Regions from separate parts of the Mus musculus genome. Here region 1 is linked to region 2. A link is a loop called in an ENCODE intact Hi-C map of the cell type or tissue named here. Cell type or tissue: heart. All regions are shown on one strand.

The links. A loop is a pair of places that touch in the nucleus more often than their neighbours do. Peaks named below come from ENCODE experiments on the same cell type or tissue, not always from the same donor. Only the 100,000 strongest peaks of a DNase experiment are listed, where the experiment ranks them.
Region 1: it touches region 2 in a loop (2.8-fold over the local background); 2 of 42 quality-filtered maps call a loop at or near these places.

Annotation. Positions count from the first base shown.
Region 1 is chr13:44,226,660-44,230,659 of GRCm38, forward strand. No RefSeq gene overlaps it. Among named protein-coding and RNA genes, the nearest start is that of A330076C08Rik, 12 kb to the left of the region's middle. In heart, a CTCF peak has its summit at 2,086; a DNase peak (open chromatin) is centred at 2,082; H3K4me3 peaks cover 903 bases; H3K27ac peaks cover 2,377 bases.
Region 2 is chr13:43,990,155-43,994,154 of GRCm38, forward strand. No RefSeq gene overlaps it. Among named protein-coding and RNA genes, the nearest start is that of Gm2233, 43 kb to the left of the region's middle. In heart, no CTCF peak of the experiment used is centred here; DNase peaks (open chromatin) are centred at 777 and 1,837; H3K27ac peaks cover 1,003 bases.

The DNA of each region.
Region 1 (4,000 bases), 240 kb after region 2:
GGGAAAACCCTAACAGCTACCTCAAGAAGACCCTCAGCTGCCTATGGCTTTCACAGTGCACCTTCCTCAGCTCACATGAGGGAGCTGGGGGGTGGGGAGAGGACACAAGGCAGAAACAGGGATAAACAAAAGCCCTCGCCATAAGCTGTATCAGACTGACATCTTGTATAGCACACATTAGTAGTGCTGTTCCTAACTATGCATATCTCTAGTCCTGGGAAGCCTCCATGAAATTACTTGCTTGGTAACGTGAAGATGTTATCATTAGTATGAAAATATCTGTCCTATTTTAAACATTGAGAACCCCTCTCTTTAAAAATAAATGAATAAATAAATAAATAAACCAAAGAAGGGAGGGAGGGAGGGAGGGAGGGAGGGAGGGAGGGAGGATGAAAACTATCCTTTAAAATAGTACAGAGCCTTCACAAAGTCTGAGAGGACTTGGAAGAGGGTAAAGGAGAATCCTGGTATAGCGTCCATCTGTCTGAACGCAGTCTGTCCTGTGTAGCTCCCTGTGAGGTAAACTCACAGCAGGTTGGATTAGTCTTAGTAGCATGTATGGTGACGGCTTCTCCCATAATAAACGAAGAGTTGCCCACCTGGCCATTCAACTCGATTCACATTATGCCCTTGGATTTCCTGTACCCTGGCCTTGGGTGCCTCTGTCATAACCCTAAACCAGGCTTGGGGGCTGCTCGCTTCAGAGGTCCATCACATTCTCCAGGATGAGCTCCGCACTCCCCAAATCTCTCTCAACTTTCAGTTTAAGTCACTTTTATCAAGTTACATAGTCATGTGTACATTCTTGCAAATGTATAACTTAGGTTCCCAGAGAGACTGTCAAAGGAAACCTGCCTTCGCCAAACGTGGGCCTCCACACCTAGGGTCCTGCAGCATTGAGGACTCCAGGGAAAGGACAAAGACTCACAGGATTCATCTCTCTGCTACTGATGTCTACCTGCCCTGTCACTGGCTTTGGCAGAACCTTCCAGAGCCTTCCCCCTCTTTGACATCCAGAGAACTAAACTATCGGTTTGTACCCATAAGCTATACTACCTGCAGAGGTACTCAGCGGCTTTTGATTACATAGGGCCTGACTTACAGCCGTCCTCAAAGAATTACACTAGTGATGGTAATGATGATGATGATATAGCTGATAATGATGGCTCTCGAAGTTGGGCTTCTTGCTTCTGCCATCCCATCCCCTGTGCCCAGCTGAGCCTTGTTGCCAGCTTGGAGCAGCCGCAGCAGTTTGATGCCAGTTTCTCTCGGGGTGCCACACTCCCTGACGCGTACCATCCAGCCTAATCTACTTTAGAGCTGTATCGAAATGAAAGATGAATAGGAGGGAGAGCTTGCTGCTAAAACATATGTGTCAGAAAATCATTATGAGTATTAAATTACAGCCATAAAATGAACCAGAACTAATCTTGCAAATTAAGATCCAATAAATTTTTTTCCAGGACACACCTTTTCTTTATGTATGTATATGTGTGTGTGTGTGTGTGTGTGTATGCAAAATAAGATTGAGGCCAGCCGCATGAAAACTGAGCGGATGACTTTGGCAGATGGCATTAGAAAGAGGTATGACAGCAGACATTTCAATGTGATAAATAGGTATGTGCTCTTGAGGGCAGGGGTGCAGGCTGGCTAGTGGATCGCTATTGCCCCTGTGCCAAATGTTATAATGATCGGATTTTACACTGATGCAACTATGTGTTTTCCATGTACAGTTTATACATGCGTGTTCCCGTCCCTCTCCTCAGCACCTCCCCCCACCCCTACTCTTTAATCCTCAGCTGGGGTCCTGCTGACATGAGAAACTAGTTCATTTCTGATAACCTCTTATTTTGGAAGAGAGGACACAGCCATTCAAATTAAATCTGAAGCTATAAACAAGCCTTTGGAGAGTTGCCTTCTCGCTGGAATAACAGGATAACACCCCCCCCCAACCCTGCGGGAGAAAAGAGACTGTAATTAGTTCATTGTCCACGAATAGGCACAAAGGAGGCGAAGCCCCGGCCTGGACTCCCTTTCAAGGGAGGATCTTGGGGCAGATGTTAATTAAGTGAGTAACTTCTACCATCTCCTGGGAATGCAGAGGAACACCACTCCCCTTCCAGAAGAGACATTGAGGAAGGGTGTGACCAAGGACATACATAAAGAGTCTCCAAAGAAGAAGAAGAAAACAAAACAAAAAGCAGGGTTCATCTCCCGCTGTCAGCCTTCCTGCCGCTGGCACTGGCAGAACATTCCAGAGCTGTTCTTCGACGCTCCCCAAACCAAACTATTTATAGCTGCGCAATCATTATAAATAAATCTGTTTATACTGTGGAGCCTTGGCCCTGCATGAGTTAAAACTCTCGGCTGGCAGCTATAAATAGCTGTTACACGCTCCAGTGTGACGACTGACGGATACGTCCTCAAATTGTGACAAATAATGACAAGTTTGTTTGACAAACATTCCGCTGACATTCATCTGATTTTGAGTAAGTGGTGCCTGCTTTCTTAATTTGGTCCCCGAGGCCCGGGAGCTGGGAGACATTCTTTATTCTCCCTCCCTCACCTCCTGCCCGGGAACTGTCCTGCAGTCCGGTGTTTTCTCCTCCTAATCAACTGGAAGGGATTGAGGCCATTTAAGGGGAAGCTTATTAAATCCACCATTTGTCTCCTGGGACAGTCCTGCTTTAGGGGATTTGCAAGGGTCTGGGGAGTTTTGTTAATGACGTGAGAGCCAGAGGGAGAGAGAAGGGAATGAGGGCCAGGCTGGAGTGTTGGGCAACGCAAGGGCTTCACGTAGGATCTGAGACATAGAAGGATGGGTGTGTGGGTGGAGGGATGTGAGCCTGGTGCTCCTGCTGAGTTGTCATCTAGGTTGAGGTCTCCAGAGTCTGAGGTCCTTTCTCTAGATCAGCTGATATTAACACACATCCTGAGTTACTCAGGACCTTAAAATACACACAGGCTTTGTCACCTGTCTAGTGTCACAAGGTCCTGATGCCAGAAGAGCTGGGACAAACTAAACTTCTGCATCCAGGGCTCCATGTTCATCACAAGTATCGGCTGGTTTACTTCCTTTAAAGCCCTCAGAACCATACCTGCCTGTGACTAGCACCCTCCAAGGGCCGGCAGTTTATGGGAGCAGCCAGCACCATCTCCTATTCTCTAGTGCTGTCAGTGTTGACTTTGCCAGGGTCACCTGTACTGCCCCTCAGTGTCCTCATGGGCATGTCTTCTCTCTAGGTGCTCTCTCTTGTTTGCTGTATTGCATTCTCCCCATGTGTGTTCTTTGAGTGTGTGGGGTGTGTGTGGGAGAGTGTGTGTGAGTGTATGTATGTGAATGTGTGTGTGTATGTGTGTGAATTGTGTGTGTATGTGAGTGTATGTATGTGTGTGTATGTATGTGTGTATATGTGAGTGTGCGAGTATGTGAGTGAATGTGTGTGAGTGTGTGTGTGTGAATGTATGTGCATGAGTATGTGTGAGTGAGTGTGTGTATGAATTGTGTGTGAATGTGTGTATGTATGTGAGTGTGTGAGTGTGTGTGTGAGTGTATATGTGTGAGTCTGTGTGCATGCGAGTGTATGTGTGTATGTGTTGCATGTATTTGAGTGTGTGTGTATGTGAGTATACGTGTAAGTGTGTATGTATGTGAGTGTATGTATGTGTCTGTATGTATGTGAGTGTATGTGTAAGTATATGTGTGTATGTGTGTGTGAGTGTATGTGTATATATATGTGAGCGTGTGTATGTGAGTGTGTGTATGTGAGTATGTGTGTGTGTGTGTGTATGTGTGTGAGTGTGGGGAGGGGTACATGTGCACAAATAAGTGCATACTCATATAAAGAGTAGAAGATCCTCTTGGAAGCTGTCAAGATGTCAAGATGGGTTTTGTTTGTTTTGTTTCTGTTTTGAGACAGGATCTCTCGCTGGTCTATAACAGCGGCCAGTGGCCAATGAGCCCAGGGATCTCCCTGTCTCTGCTCCCCAGTGCTGGGAC
Region 2 (4,000 bases):
TGTCACTGGGCCGTTGGTCAGCCAGGTGGTAAAGGCAGGAGTGGAGAGTCATTCTTCCTGCTTGCTGAGAGTCTTATTTATCCAGTTACTCTTGCTCGAGCCTCTCTCTCCTATCAGCCAAGGGTCAACGCTCATTGCACTGTTTTTACTAACAAGATTTGACAGTGTACACTTAAAATGTGTCCAGTCAGTTAATACTCATTGAATTCCTGCAATATGCTAGACACCCTGCTGGTATGGAGGCACAGAGCCACTCAGAAAGCCAAAGGGCCAGGAAGCCAGGTGATGTTGTTCTATCCCACGGATCACCTCTCTTGGTGGTGCCATCCCATGTAAGGTGTGATCTAAACAGAATAAGGCCAAGGGACTCTAAGCCTTTATATTCCAGTTCCTGTACCCTCAGAGTCACAGGGGAATCCAGGAAAACATTTCACTTGGCTATGGATGAAATAGATTTCCCCAGTGGCCGGGAAGGAGGTCAAGAAACCTGGCTTGCATCGGCAGCTCTGTCACTGAGCAAGCTGTCTGATGCTCTGGGCTTTGATTTACCCATCTGCCTTAAGCAGAGGACCACATCTCTGTGTTACCTTCTCACTTTTAACACTTCATCAATTCAACTCCATTCGACCCCTCAAACGGAATGCACCCCGAGGCCGAGAGCGTGGGGTGTTGGCATGGTTTTTCTCAGGCTGCACCATGGCTCTCCTGTGACAGGGCTGGCTAATCAATTCTCCCAGCTCACGTGCCGCTGACGGATGGGTCATTTGGAGAAGCTGTGCCTTGTTAGTGAGGCTGAGTGCTGCAAGAGACATGGCTGCCTCCCAAATCTGACGTATGCTGAGTTACCAGCTTACACGTTTCCCTGGGAAGGCAAAACACACGTCAAGAAACTGCAAATTGAATTCTCTCCCTCCGTGCAGAGGATCTGCTTGTGTTTTTATAAAGAGTAAAATCAGAAGTAGATGCACCACATTTCCTTTTGCGGAATCTGTATTTTTAGAATGATTACTTGAGCATGAGACACAGATACGGTTTTTAAAACACACGCCAGTTGGTGCCGTGTGTTTAAGAGGCAGGCCAGGTAGGAACGTCTTGTTTTTGTTGCTTTGTTTTCCAAGGAGCGTCTAAATTCCTCTTTGTAATTTGCCGACTGCAAATGGCTGTGCCCGTTTTGTGCCAAGTATATGAATTATACCGTGGCTCATCCTTGAACAGTGTCCTTGCTGTACCTTCTGCTGTACCCACTTTGTGAATGGGCAGCTGGAGTTCAGGTGAATTATGTCATTGATACAGTCATTTGAATAGACATTTGACAGTCATTTGAATTCTAGTTAATTCCACATGTTTATGCTATCTCTACCCCATATAATACCTGGAAGAGGAAACTGGATTGATCATTCAGATAGCATAAAACATGCCAGGAATTAGCAAAAGGGGGCTTCTCTCTTCTTCCCAGAATGCAGGAGAGGGCTCTGAGCAGATCTCTTCACAATGCCATACAAGCCTTAGAAAAAGGTACTCCCTCCCCTGACGCCCTTACCTAGCTGCTGGGCTGCAGACACCGCTGTAAGAAGCAAACTTCACATGGCAGCCTGTCAGCGGCTGTGGGCAAACACTGGAAGACGACTGCATTATTTATGATCATTATTTATTTTCTGGTGTTCAAATATTTACCTTTCTTTCTTTTCTTTTGCAAACAGTTTAGTGGGCAGTGGGGAAACCCTGCCTCCTGCTAAAGAGGTTGAGCTTTGTTTCCGGAGGCCAAGTCCAGTTAAAGACGCTGACCACGCTTCCCAGAGCTGGGCTGGCCAAAAGCCAGCAAAGAGTACTGCCTCATTCTTGTGACTACATTGCTTCAAAGAATGAGTTGGCTTATCCTGAAGGGATTCTCTTCTAATGAATTGGCTGTCAGTCTGGGCTGCGCCCTTGCCTGGCATCTGTCCCACTGGTTACTCAGACCTTGGTTTGTTTGTTTGTTTTGTTTTGTCTTTTGTCTGCTTCTGTCATCATTGATCTATGATGTTTAGACTTAGGTTAATGTGGTAGTTAACGTTCAACTTGGTTAGATTTAGAATCACTTAGGAGCCATAACTCTGCGTAGGCCTTTAGTGTTTCTCCCAAATGGACTAATGTGGGTGGTGGAGTCCCAAGATGATTAAAAAAAAATCAAGTATGGAGATCTCTGTTCATCTCCATCTACTTCCTGACTGTGGATATGGCGTGACCAGCCACTCCACACTTCCACCATCTTGCCTTTGCTTCCATGATATACTGTATCCCTTCAGATCATGAGCCAAGATCTCTTCAGAAATAAGAATACTTCTCCCTTCAAGTGCTGTTTTTCAGGGATTTGATCACAGGAATAAAAAAAAAAAAGTAATTTCAAGTGGGCTGGATTTGTAACTCAGTTTGTTGAATGTTTATCTAGTATCCATGAAGCCTAGTGTTTGAGCCCTGCATAGTGGTGTATGGTGGCGCACGTCTGTAATCCCAGCACTCTGGAGATAGGGGCAGGAGGGTCAGAAGGTCAAGGTCATCCTTGCCTACACAGTAAGTTCAAGGCCAGTCTGGGATATATGAGATCATGTCTTCTTCTTTAAAGAAGGAAGAAACGGAGAGGAAGAGGAAAAGGAGGAAGAGGAAGGAAGAAAAGGAAAAGGAGGAGAAGGAGAGAAAGAGGAGGGAGAGGAGGAAGAGAAAGAGAAAAAGAAGGAGAAGTAGCAGGAAGAGGAAGAGGAGGAAGAGAAGAAGAAGAGGAGAAGGAGGAGAAGAAGGAGGAGGAGGAGAATAGAAGCAGCTAACATGAGGACTAATATATACTATATCTCTTTTCCAAACAAGATGAAAATACTGAGAAATATTAAAGAAAACCATTTCACAAATGAGAAAAAACTTTAAACTTCAAACAACATTCAAATTCTTCATAGAGCACTGGCCACACACCAGCTCACTCCCTAGTAAGAGTATTGTCTGGGGCATGTGCCAGCAGATGCAGAGTAGTGGACTGAAGTTCAAGAGGCTGAATCACCTGTTACAGGTCTCTTGGAATCTAGCTGCACAGTGTAGCTTGCTGACACTCAGGGCAGTGAGCAGAGGAGCCCTGAGAGAGGCTGGAGAGAGAGCCATGGGAGCCAGCCTCTAGTCCTCTTAGTATTCTAGTTGTGCTAATCCATCCTTCTACCTGTAGCTTATTAGTGACTTAGCATCAGAACACACCGTAGTCTTTACCATGAATAATGGTTTCATATGGTTGGTTGGTTGTTTGGAATAGATATGTTTACTTATGGATAGCAAAATGAACGACGTCGGTCAGGTGACTTGGAGACAACTCAAGCTGAAAGAGGAAAGGGGGCGGGCAAGAGAGGAGAAGAGCCATGGAACTTCCTGGGGGGGGGGGGTGTAGAAAATCAGCTCTTCTGTGAGGGCCAAGTTCTGACCACTGTTAAAAGGATCTTGCAAGCAGCTCAGATCCTGCTTGCTGATGTGTTCTTTCGCTTCTTCTTCCTGGTATAGAAGAGGTCTGGCCTCCTCGGGAAGAGGACCAGAGGTATGTGTTAGCTTCCAGCTCCTATGACAGAATAATTGAGGCCATCGACTTATAAAGAGAAAGGCTTGCTTTAACTGACGATTTTAGAACCTCACTTTATTCTGCTCACCAGTCCTGACCCACATACCTCGTTTCTGCTTGGTTCAGGAGTGTTTGCCAGAGGCCCACATATTCAGGACTGGGTCTTTGGTTCTTGGTCTGGGTTGCTATTGGGAGGTGGTGGAAGCTGGAGGGAAGCCCCAGTCAGGTCGGTAGAGCTCTCCTCTGATGAGGATATTGAGGCCCCAGGCATCTTCTCATCTTCCAGGTCATCACTATGGAGCAGCTCTATTCCACCACACTCTTTCTACCATAGTTTGTCTTCTCTTTCTCCCCCCCTCCCCTCCCCCTCCTCCTCTCTGTCCCTCCCCCCCCTCTCCCCCTCTCTCCCCTTCCCTCTCCCCCTCTCTCTCC